Regions from separate parts of the Mus musculus genome. Here region 1 is linked to region 2. The links are chromatin loops, found by intact Hi-C in ENCODE. Cell type or tissue: heart. All regions are shown on one strand. Each heading gives the region's core, and the rest is flanking DNA. Links, peaks and the distances in the headings are about the cores only.

What was found. Peaks named below come from ENCODE experiments on the same cell type or tissue, not always from the same donor. Only the 100,000 strongest peaks of a DNase experiment are listed, where the experiment ranks them.
Region 1: it touches region 2 in a loop (6-fold over the local background); 2 of 42 quality-filtered maps call a loop at or near these places.

What each region holds. Positions count from the first base shown.
Region 1 is chr15:95,831,041-95,837,074 of GRCm38, reverse strand. The region is part of intron 1 of Ano6 (anoctamin 6); the gene reads right to left. Among named protein-coding and RNA genes, the nearest start is that of Gm17546, 4.0 kb to the right of the region's middle. In heart, for the core only: no CTCF peak of the experiment used is centred there; DNase peaks (open chromatin) are centred at 784 and 894; H3K27ac peaks cover 528 bases.
Region 2 is chr15:95,903,681-95,909,714 of GRCm38, reverse strand. All of the region lies in intron 3 of Ano6 (anoctamin 6), which reads right to left. Gm41389 (a long non-coding RNA gene) reads left to right here. Exons shown (of 2, transcript XR_875611.2): 1 at 1-2,365; 2 at 5,164-6,034. Among named protein-coding and RNA genes, the nearest start is that of Gm41389, 5.2 kb to the left of the region's middle. In heart, for the core only: no CTCF peak of the experiment used is centred there; DNase peaks (open chromatin) are centred at 2,174 and 3,224.

The sequences.
Region 1 (6,034 bases), core at 696-5,695, 73 kb after region 2:
GGGTTGGAGGGGACGCCAATGGAGGGAGGAACGAACACATCTTCAGACTGGTCATCTGAGACAAATGCATCCACACGAGAACAAAAGACATTACCAAAAAGAGACACAAAGCAAGAAGCATTTGGAGGACCAAAAAGAAAAAAAAAAAAAACTATGAAAACTCAAACTGCGGCAGAAATTAAAGTCACCAGCAGGCTTGAGCCATCCAATTCCGGGTATGCTCATTAAGTTGGATCAAGAGATCAAAGAGCAATCGTGCAAAGTGTGGGAGCCAATATCAGATGACAGAAGTATTCACAAGCTGAGATAGAGAAAGAAAAAAAAATCCCAGCATATAACACTTTTTTTTTCTTTCTAGAATTAAAGGCTATTTTGCTCCCCAAATTAAACTTTCTCCCCCCCCCCCAAAAAAAGTGGTCAGGCGTGGTGGTGCACACCTTTAATCCCAGCACTTGGGAGGCAGGCCGATTGCTGGGAGTTCAAGGACAGCATGGTCTATATGGGGGTCTCACCCTGTGGTCCTCAGCCCCTTTGGGGTCTGACTGACCCTTTCCCAGGGTAGAGTATCAGATATTTACATTACAATTTTAACTGTAGCAACAAGAGAGTCATGAAGTAGCAACAAAAATGATGTCTGGCTGGGGGGTCAGCACAACATGAGGAATATATGAAAAGGTCACAGCCCTGGGAAGCGTGGGAACCATTGGTCTACATAGTCAGTGAGTTCCAGGTCAGCCAAGGACAACAGTTAAAAAAAGAAAAGGAAAGGCCGGCCAGAGCGAAGGATCTGCTAATGTTTCCACATGTTAACAGGATCTAAATCAGGACTCAAAAAGAAAAGCCCACAAAATCCCAGAGGAAAGGGTTTATATACAGAAGATCAGAGTCTGATGCATAGAACTTGTCAAGAACTAGCTGGAGAAACATCCTTGAGTGCAAGGTCATCAGTTAAAATCCAGGAAGAGGAAGGCATTTTCAGACGTGTCTCTTCCATCTCTGCAACTCCAGCCTTCCTCTGTGAGGCCCTGGGAAATGTGTCCATGGAACACTCAACCAACAGGAAAGACAACACATAGCAAGGCCCTCCTACAAGACAGAGCCTAAAGGAGCTGGCAGGAAGGTGCTAAGTGGAAACCATTCTCTGCCCTGAGAGCAATGGAAGGTTCCAGAGGCTCTTCCTCCAAAGATGACCTTGACAGAATCCCTGTGTGGCTGGTTATATCGAAGAGAGATTTACAACTGGTATAGAATTTGAGGTTGAATTATTCATAACTATATCAAAGATTAACAATGAAAAAAAAGTCAATATTGGCCGTGCAACCTAACCATGAGAGGCAAAAGTAAATCAAACTATATTAAACGGTTCATCTGTGGAGAAGATTCCACAGTTGCAATAAAGTAAACACTGGATATTGATCTCATCCAAATTACAGTACAATTACAATATGATTACAGCTGGCAAAAAAATGAGAACTGAGAAGCAAGGGGCAGGAGGGGATGAAAGCAAACTAAATGCTGGCACCAAAGGATGGTGCCTAAACCTGAGAAACAGATAAGTTACAGTGTCAGTGTGTGGATTAGAAAGGCACACCTGATACCCCCTGACAGCTCACAACTGCCTGTAACTCTAATTCTAGGGGAAGCAGATGCCCTCTTTTGTCCTTCAGGACACAGTACACATAAACTCATGTAGGTATATACATATTCACACACAGAACAAATAAACAAACACGTTTTTACAAAAAGGAAGAAAGAGTTCATTGGTAGAGCACTTGACAAGCAGACGTACACTCTGGGGTCAATCATCAAGCCTAAGAAAATAAAGAGAGAGAGAGTGCATGCTCACTTCAAACATCTCATGAGAGCCAGTACCTACAATATGCCGGACCCTACGCTACATGCAAAAGATGTATCAGTGTACCAACCATAAGATGTTCCTTTGTGGGAACTCACTCTGCTTAGAGAAAAGAAGGACATTAACAGGTTGCTATGTCAGACTATATCTCAGGTAACTATTTGGGGCAGGGTGGGGAAAGGAACGACATCTGAAACCTGAAAGAATGGGACAGAAGTTGACTGTGGGGAAAAAGAAAAGCTTTAGGGGAGGAGGGGAGACCGATGGTGCAATCGCAGAAAAGGTTTGGGTGTGCTCACGACAATGCCTTGGGGTCAGTCACCAAGACTGAAAGAACATAAAAGAGAAAAGAGGCCACCCTCAAATACACCTCTCAATACCCAGCCAATATGACCCCAAAGGAAGGCAGAGAAGAGGAACAAGCTGAAGTAGAGGAATCCAGATGGACTCCAATGAAACGCATTCTGCGAGGCAGACAAGAGCAGAGTACCCCAGCATCACAGAGCTGCCTGATGCAAGAGTGGGCATCGCACACCAGCCAGTAGACTACTGTTGGGGGCAGCTAACAAGGTTGACTGAAGTGGAGACAGAGAAGACAAAGTCAAGATCATTTTGAAAGGAGAACTCAGGTTCTGGAAGGAATGAAGGTACCAAAAGAGTACACATGGTGGGACCCATGGCTCCAGCTGCACATGTAACAGAGGATGGCATCAGTGGAAGGGGAGGCCCTTGGACCTGTGAAGGGTTGATGCCCCAGTGAAGGGGAATGCTAGGGCGATCGGGGGGGGGGCACCCTCACAGAAGCAGAGGGAAGGCGATGGGATGGGGGTTTGAGGAGTGGAAACTGGGAAAGGGAATAACATTTGAAATGTAAATAAATAAGATATCCAAAAAGAAAAAAGAAAAAGATATCAAAGGAGAAACCCGGACCGGTTCCCACCTCATGTAGGTAGTATTTCAACTCTGGAGATGGGGAGGAGGTAACACTGTCCGTCCACAGACAGAGAAGGTACCAGAATAGGAGGCAGGATAGAGTCAGGGACACATGAAGCAAATCTAGACTTCGTTCTTGGAGAAGCAGGCAAATGGAGTGTTTGAAGCTCAAAACAGTTCAAAAGTGTTATATCAAAGCCCTGGGCACAGAAGAATATGCAGAGAAAATGGGGCGCAAAACCATAGCAGGAAAAAAAAAATAAAGTCACCATTCCAACATCCTACAAAGAAGGAAATGCTATCAAAGGACCAGAAAATAGACAGCAGGAACTGGGAAGACAAATTGGGAAGTAATTACAAGAAGGAAGTGAGCCCTGAGTGAGTTTCAAGGAAGTAGCATCCATCCAATCCAAGTAGCATTCCCAAGCTAGGGAAATAAAGCATTGTAGAAAAGAGACAGAAGAAAACCCCGGGATTCCACTCACGGGCCACTGTGACTCGCTGTGCAGGGGCACAGGACTCTGTCTCAGAGTGCTCATCTAGAACACGGGACACAGGAGAGGTGGGGTTCTCAAACCCCAGTTCTCAACGATGAAGCACAAACCACCGACCATTTTGCTCATCCTCCTCCGATGACCTAAGGATCCCGAATAGTGACCCTCAAGGACGTCCCATCCCGCCAAGCTTAGTAAGAGGTCTCCTGGAGAGCAACCAGGAAACCCTGGGACCCACCTGTGAACCAAAAAAGGCTCTGATGGGCAAGCTTCCCACGCTGGAAGCAGACAATGTCCTGGCAGAGAAAACAAGGTTTGTGAGCACGGGGCAGAACTGTTTTATCCGGCTGCTGTGTTTTTCTAGCTCAGGGCCTGTGGGAAGAAAGGAATGCAATGAAGCTAGAATGTCTCATTTGGCTGATGCAGAGACACAGGAGAGGTGGGGTTCTCAAATCCCAGTTCTCAACGATGAAGCACAGATCACCAACCATTTTGCTCATCCAATTCCTCCAAATCAAACACATCTGAGAATAAAATCACAAATTTCTAAACCCATGACTTTAAACCACAGGTGGTCCTTTTAAAATATGCAACTGGCACAGACCGAACCCATTCACGGACCATAAGGCTTCGCTGCACATATACATCCTGGGTCGATCACTGCAGTCAAGTTCATTAGCACATATACCACCTCCCACCCTGCTGGGCACCGCACCCCTAGAACTCACTCACCTCAACTTTAAGAACCAGCTGATGGTACCTGCCCATTCCCCCTCCTCCAGGGCCTGACAACCACGGTTCAGCGCTCTGCTTCAGTGAGTTTGACATTTTCAGATTCCACATATAAACAGTATTTGGCTTTCCTTTCTGCCTTATTTATTTAGCACAATGTCCTTCAGACTCATACATGCTATCACAAATGGCACAATTCCTTTTTTATACGGCTGAATAACACTAATAGGCATGTGCATATATACACATACATACACACATGCATACATATCCCCATAATACTCATAGGCATGTACACACACACATACATATCCCATAATAGTCATACACACACATACAGACATGAATATATATTCCATAATAGTCATAGGCATGTACATACACACATATATATCCCATAATACTCATAGGCATGTACACACAAATACATACCCCATAATAGTCACAGGCATGTACATACATACACACACATAAGTGAGTATGTACACACATACATACATATCCCATAATTTCTTAATCCATTTATCATTAACAGATGGGTATTTCCATATTTAAGCTACTGCAAATAATCCTTCAATGCATGTGGAAATGCAGATCTTGACTTCATTTCCTCTGGGTATATACTACGACTGTCTGATAGTGCGGAAGTTCTACTCTTAACCTTTCCTTGACCCACCATGCTGTTTTTCATAATGGCGCAGCAATTCACATTCCCATGGAGGTATACATGTGTTCGCTTTTCTCCACACCTCACAATCGTCGTCTCACCAACTTACCAATTGCTTAATAGAAGTTCTAAGACACTGAAGCAAGCGCTCTTCTTCCAACATAGTAAATGCTCAAAGTTAATAAGTAGTCTCATTTGGAGGCCTCATCACAGGGCCAAAGACACAGGACTTAAAAATCAGAAAGACTTGGGTTTAAATTCCAGTTCTAACTGTTCCCATGTGGTGTGTGTGTGTGTGTGTGTGTGTGTGTGTGTGTGTGTGTGTACGTACTTGTAAAACTTGAGTCCTAAATGGCAGGGCAGTTACACATGGTCATCGGTGTGACCTAGGTGGGAACCGTGTTCCTTATAGGTTTAGAACATTAAGTGTTCTCTTCCTTTTTATTCTAGAATATACGGCCATGCCTCTGAAGTTCTGACAGGAACAGTTGCTCACTGATAGGCTTTTTCTGGCCTGTTAAATATTTTTCATCCAAAAATATGAAAAAAAAAACTGGTAGAAACTTTTCTAGATATTTTTTTAAAGTGATGCAAAATACATTTTGTACACTATAGTAAAATGAAATACTATGGAAACGTCTTACAGTGGGAGCGAGGTGGGATGGCCCACACTCATGATCTAGTACTGTGGAGGTAGGGGACAGGAAACTCAAGTATTTAAGGACATCCTTCAGACACAGGGACATGACATCCATCTCAGAAGACAATCGAACAAAAATATTTTATTTCCCTCATGTGTGATGGTTTTGCTTCCACACCTCCCAGGGATGTGGCAGCCCTTGCTAGCCACGAATCTGTGAAACATGTTTATATAGATGGCAAAGTAGTTCTACACATTTTGGCCATTGTTCCTCAACACCTTAACATCCTTGCGTCTACCCGCAACACTGCCCAGTTAGTGGCCCTGGTTCCAAGGAAGTTCAGCTCTGAATCTTCCACCAAAGACAGCTATTTCTTTGTGTGATATTTACACTGAGCCACACGGCAACCTATAGGCTACAGAGCCACAACAAGGAAACACAAGCACACGGAGCTGGCAATGCTTTCCCCGTGAAAACCATGACTCTAAACATCTAGGATGACAGCGAAAGACACGATTTTTTTTTTTTTTGTCATTTAAAAAAATCTACGGAGCCAAAAAATTTAATTCAGCTATTTGGCTTGTGACCACTCACAATTACATCTTCAGCATGAACACAAAGATGATTTAAAGCACGGTTCCATGAAATAGTATTTCCATCAGACATCCTCACACCAGCACCCTGACAGCAGCATGCCATTCAAAGCACCCTG
Region 2 (6,034 bases), core at 305-5,304:
AATGAGACCTTATTCCTGACCACTTCTTTACCAGTGAAGACAGCCATTTGGATTATGTAGAGCTGGAATGAGAACGGCCCTCATAGGTACATATATTTGAATGTTTGGTTCCCAATTCATAGAACTGTTTGGGAAGGGTTAAGAGGCGTGGCCTCGTTTGAAGGGGGTCTGTCACTCTCAAGGGCATGGTTTGAGCACAGGCACGTCAGTCAGTCAGTCAGTCAGTCAGCCTCTCTAACCCCTTGTGTGTGTGTGTGTGTGTGTGTGTGTGTATAAAAAGATGGGAATTCTTTTTTTTTAAAGATTTATTTATTTTTATTATATGTGAGTACACTGTAGCTGTCTTCAGACACTTCAGAAGAGGGCGTCAGATCTCATTACAAATGGTTGTGAGCCACCATGTGGTTGCTGGGAATTGAACTCAGGACCTTTGGAAGAGTAGTCAGTGCTCTTAACCACTGAGCCATCTCTCCAGCCCCCGGAAAGTCTTAACTATACCAAGAAAATAACAGGCTGGAGTTGCTAAGATGTGTGGTGAGAATGAATCTTCCATGAAATTGTGAAAGGGAGAGAAATTCATGCTAGTTTGCTGAAATTCATACTAATTCACACCACAGATGTGAGAGCCACAGGATATGAGGAAGTTAGTGAGAAAGCATTATGTGGAGTCTGTCATCTGTGTCTGTGTGTGTGTGTGTGTGTGTGTGTCACCTGTGAGTGTGTGCACGCATGCACATGTGTGCAGAGTTTGGTATTTGGTACTAAGACTTGGGACATCCCTTGGGGTGGTGGGCTCCCCTCACAGATGAGGGGCGAGCACTGCACTCTGCATTTATTAGCTTCTTATATAAATGCTTACTAAGGTTCTGTTATTTTTTTTTCAGGGAATTTACAAACTTCTCAAAACACAAAGAATAGTTTTCCATGTGTGCAATAGAAGATCTACAGAGAAACTGTCCATGACCTCAGACTTTCTCCCACATTAAGGCAGAAACGCTTACATGTTTCTAGGCAATGCAGCAGGTGCCTGTTGGACATCCAGCATTTCAGGTCATTGCAGAACCTGTATCCACTACAGTAGGCATGCGTACCTGTTCTTCCTCTCCCTAGTTCAGTGGCTCTCAACCTTCCCAATGCTGTGACCCTTCAATACAGTTTCTCGTGTTGTGGTGACTCCAACCATAAAATTATTTCATTGCTACTTCATAACTGTAATTTTGCTGTTTTGAATTGTGATGTAAATATCTGATATGCGACCTCTGTGAAAGGGTCATTCAATTCCCAAAGGGGTTGCAACCCACAGGTTGAAAAGCACTGCCCTAGTGACTGGTCAAGTTCAGCAATACTCCAGACCCTGTGTCCTGAGGGGTTCTTTTGTTATTGCAGTTGTTGTGAGCTTCTTTTTCCTCTTCCTCCTCCCTCTTCTCCTTCTCCTCCTCCTTCTTCTTCTTCCTCCTCCTTCCTTCTTTTACTCCTCTTTCACCTCTTCTTCTTCTTCCAAGTTAACACAAGTTACAATCATATGAGAGAGGGGCCCTCAACTGAGAATATGCTCCCAGTAGATTGCTTGTAAGGCAAATCTGTAGGGCATTTCCTTGGTTGATAATTGATGTGGAAGGGCCCCACCCACTGCGGGTGGGGCCATACTTGGACAGACAGTCCTGGGTTCAATAAGATAGTAGTCAGAATAAGCTATGAAGAACAAGCCAGTAAGCAGGCAGTATCCTCCATGGCTCTGCATCAGTTCTTGCTTCTAGGTTTCCCACTTTCTGTTCCCACCACCATCTCCCTCAGTTGCTGGGGTATGGAAGTGGAAAATTGAGTTTTCTTTGGAAAGTCAGTTGTATTGAATGGTATTTTGCTGGGGCAAACACCTGGTGTGCCACAGCTTCTTGCCGTTTTCAAGGACGTAGACTGATTGGCAGAGTGATGTCAGCTGAGACAGATGCAAGTGCTGAGGGAAGCCCATGATGTTTGGAGGGAATGTAAAAAGGACTCAATGAACAGTGATGGAGGCTGACCTTGGCTTGCTTATTGAGCTAGCTGTGCAATGCTTGTGGGTCTTGCATCTTTGCTGATCTTCACTTTGCTGAGAGAGGCACAGCCAAGAACTTTTCCTGGTGTTCCTGTTGGCCCTGGTCCCTCCTGCTGACTCCTGCCAAGGCTGAGGCTTAGCTGTCGTTGCTAGGCAGTACCACAATCACTGCTGATTTGTGTTCGCTATCCCGACTCTACCTAACTGGACTGCTGGTGTATCTGTGAAGCGTTTGCGATCCGATCAAGCTGCTGCTGCTGACCTGTGAACTGAACTGCCAATTTCCAGACGACGCAGACGGGAGCTGCTCCAACGAACCTTTCTAAACAGGTCCACTTCCCCCGCACCCTTTCTTTCCCATGACCTCTGGTGGGTGGTGGGCTACAAGGGAGGTTAAAGCATTTAAGGACCATCATTAAAAATAGGATTTGAAAAAATTAAATTTAGTCATGGTGTTCATTGCAGCAACAGAATCCCTAACTATGACACCCTGAATTGGAAACCATGTGTTGCCACTTGAGGAAGAACTTACTGTGGAGAGATGCGATGGATGCCAACTCCAGAGACTTAACAGGAAGCTGTTGGCTACCCTAGTGGTGGTGGGGATTTCAACCAATGTTTAACTAGTTCCTTTTCTGTCAGTGTGACAAAACTCAGCAGAAATAACTTAAGGGAGGAAGGAGAGTTAAACAGTGAAGGCATGCTGGTGCTTCTGGGGGTGGGAGTGTGTAGTAGTGGCCTGTTTATATGGCAGTGGATAGGAAGTGCAGACCAGAACCAAAGGTGAGCACGACCTGCAAGATCCTGTCCCTCGTGACCCTCCCTCTGCCAGCCATGTCCTAACTTTCTGAGAGTTCCACAGCTTTCTAAAACACCTCTACAAGCCAGGGAACATGAGCTGGTATGTGTGTGTGGGAGGTATTTCAGTTCAAAAATCTAACATGTGTGAAGACTCAGGCTCAAGTATCTAGGTCTTAGGGACAGCTGTGGAGTCAGCCAGAGGTGGGTCATCTCCCATAGTTTAAGGAGTGTTTTAATACTTAAATACGGGTAGAAAACAAATCAACAGTGATTGGCTCTGTTACAAATCCCCTCCTCCACTACAGTTAGACCCATAACAATGTTCAGCTGTTTCCTTTCTGGCCACCAGCCGTGAACTAGGGAGCTTCCCCTCTTGCTTGGCACCTAACCAGCAGAACCCTATTCTCTGTGGGCTAGGCTCCTTCCTCATCGAGACAATGGTGGCCACTCACTGCACACCCACAGGTTTCTTCCTCCCCGCCCATTAACTGCTGCTACCATCTCTCTTCATGGCAGCTGAAATCCACCCATGTCTTGAGCTTCCCGGGAAACGCCTTCTGTTTTCTCACTGTCCTTACTGGTTGGCCACAAATCAATTCAAATGCTTTCCTTTCTATGACCATCACATCTCCCATGGTCCTCTGGACTTTTATTACCACTCCTGCCCCTAGAGATGTTGATGTTTTATTATCAGTATCATCAGTACTTAATATAGGCCTGTAAAATAGTATGCACACCATAAATGTTTGATGAATGAATAAACTGAGCGCACTCTAGATTAATGGCTCCCTGCTATGCAGAGATCAACTGGCCTGTTGGAATGCTACAGTGTAACAACTGGCTTCCTTCATGTGGGTATTGCAAGATATGGTGGAGGAGGAGAGGTAGAGTTTTATCTTGGAGTACCCCAATATCAGAGAGAGCAGGGCAGTGGAGGCTCATAGACATGCCAGAGAGTTTAACAATAAGGTTCTGAGAGCTGGGCTGTTCTCTCATCAGATACAACCAAACAAACTGCACTGTCCACTGCACCAGTCACGGGTATTATATATTGAATGTAGCAAACCAGATGTGGTCCATTTTCCCACAGATGTTCTGAATGGCGGCTACACCTCCTCACTAGTTTCACAGGCCCGCTCCTCTTAGATGCAATTCTACCACACACACACACCCCTTCGGCTCTCATAATTTGGATTTCTCTTTATCCCTGGGTTTGGGGCAAGATTCAAATCTTAGCTCTCCCACCTACCACGTCTGTGATGCTAGGTGATAATTTGAGATCAGGATCATCGCTCACTGTTTTTATCTCTTGAGTCAGTGGAGAAATCGCTTCACTCTAGGGTTAAAGATTAATATGACTAATGGGATTCAGTGTAACACATGACACCTGGTACCCAGTCACTGATATTCTTCAGGACGTCAAGAATATCACCTCTCCTCTCCAATGCCAGAAATCTGAAAAGACTGGCAGTAACTAACCATCCACTCTGCCTCTACACTGTACACCCAATGAGCCCGGTCCCTCCACTGAGGTACCTGGGCCATTCTACAGACATACTTCGAACAGATCTTAACCTTCAGTGACCTGGTCCTCTGCCTTCTGTGCTTTTGTGGCCATCCTGATCTTGATCTTTGAACTACGTCTTTGATATCTAATAAGTGTGTATTCTTTCCATCCTCTTGGGGAAATGATGTATCCTCAACTCTTCTGCCTCCCGTCTGAGTGCCCCAAGGCCACGAGATAGTGTTGCCCATGGGCCCATCACAGATGCAGAAAACATAAAAGCATCCTTCCATCTCATTTAAATGCCTTAATAATATTCTCTCAGAGGAGATGGGCTAATTTTATTTAGCCAACCTCAAAGCATTAGATATTTAGATTGTTTTTAATTCTTCCCTGTTATAAAAATCCTTATGAAATAGTCTTCATGCACCTTTTGTTACTTCCTCTGGGCAAAATCCCAGAAGTAGAACTGTTCGATCAAGTGTGATTCAAAGTCCTTCACCACATACAGCCATGCTGCCCTCCAGGAAGGTTGCACTAATTTATCTTGTTTTTGTCCTTATTTGGTTCTTTACAAAGAGCTCACAAGATATTTACCTGCCTTGTCTTCACATAGTTGGTGGAGCTTGGAGTTGCCTTTAAATGCCTCCCCACAAAGCATAATAAATACCTCAGCAGTTGACTCAAGGACAGGGCATTTACGTTTGCTTGAACACGCTAATAAACCTGGTGTCGCTTTAACAAGACAGATCCTATGCCAATTCTCAAAGAACCAGTGGCATATTTTAAAAATTGATCTAACCACTTTTACTCCTTGTGTCAGGCAACGGAAGCGAAGGCACGAGTGTGTACTCTATTTGTCAAACAGGCGAGAAGCGGGAAGGGGCCGCTCACTTCAAAGGCTTCTGAAGTCAGCCTGTGAAACCGTCATCTGCACTTCTCAGTAGAACGAACGCACACTGCGTCAGTAACCGCTCTTGACAACTGAAACACTAGTGCGGAATGTCTTCTACGTTAAGACCAAAGACAATTAATATTGCATAGTGACTGGCACAGCCAATGCTCAGTAAATATTTGTTGAATAAATGATTATCTGAAGACATAGGTTTAACAGAAATTCATCTCAGGGGCTCGCTGGGAAATCTTACATATGAAATCTAACCGTTCACTATGCTCTCCGATTTGTATTTGCCAGGAAAAAAAATTAGACTTACAGTCTTTTTTTTTTTAATCAAGTCATTAAAGTAAGTTGCCCTGTGAATTCCTACATCTCTATGGAAGCCAAATCCATCAGCAAGGCAACGAGATCCACCTTCCTTACATACAGAATTCCAGTAAAGACAAAGTGGCTACTCATTGTCACGATGTGTCCCTCGTGAGAACAAGCACACACGCGTCTCTCACCATCCGGGAGAGTAGGCTCACAGCAAAAAGTGAAGGGAGAGGGCAGCTCCCACCCACCCTCCAGAAACGCAATTTATTTATACCACCTTCGTGAGACTAATGAAGCTGTCAGGGAAATAAAGAATTCAGAGATTAAAGCTGCAAAGGACAGACTGACATAATTAAAGACGCCTTCTGTCCCTCAACACCGTGGATTACTGACTTCATGTCTCACTGGCTTCGTGAAGTGACTGCTCTACAGTACGTACCTGTGAACCACACTGTACAAATCCTGATTGTAAACAGGACAC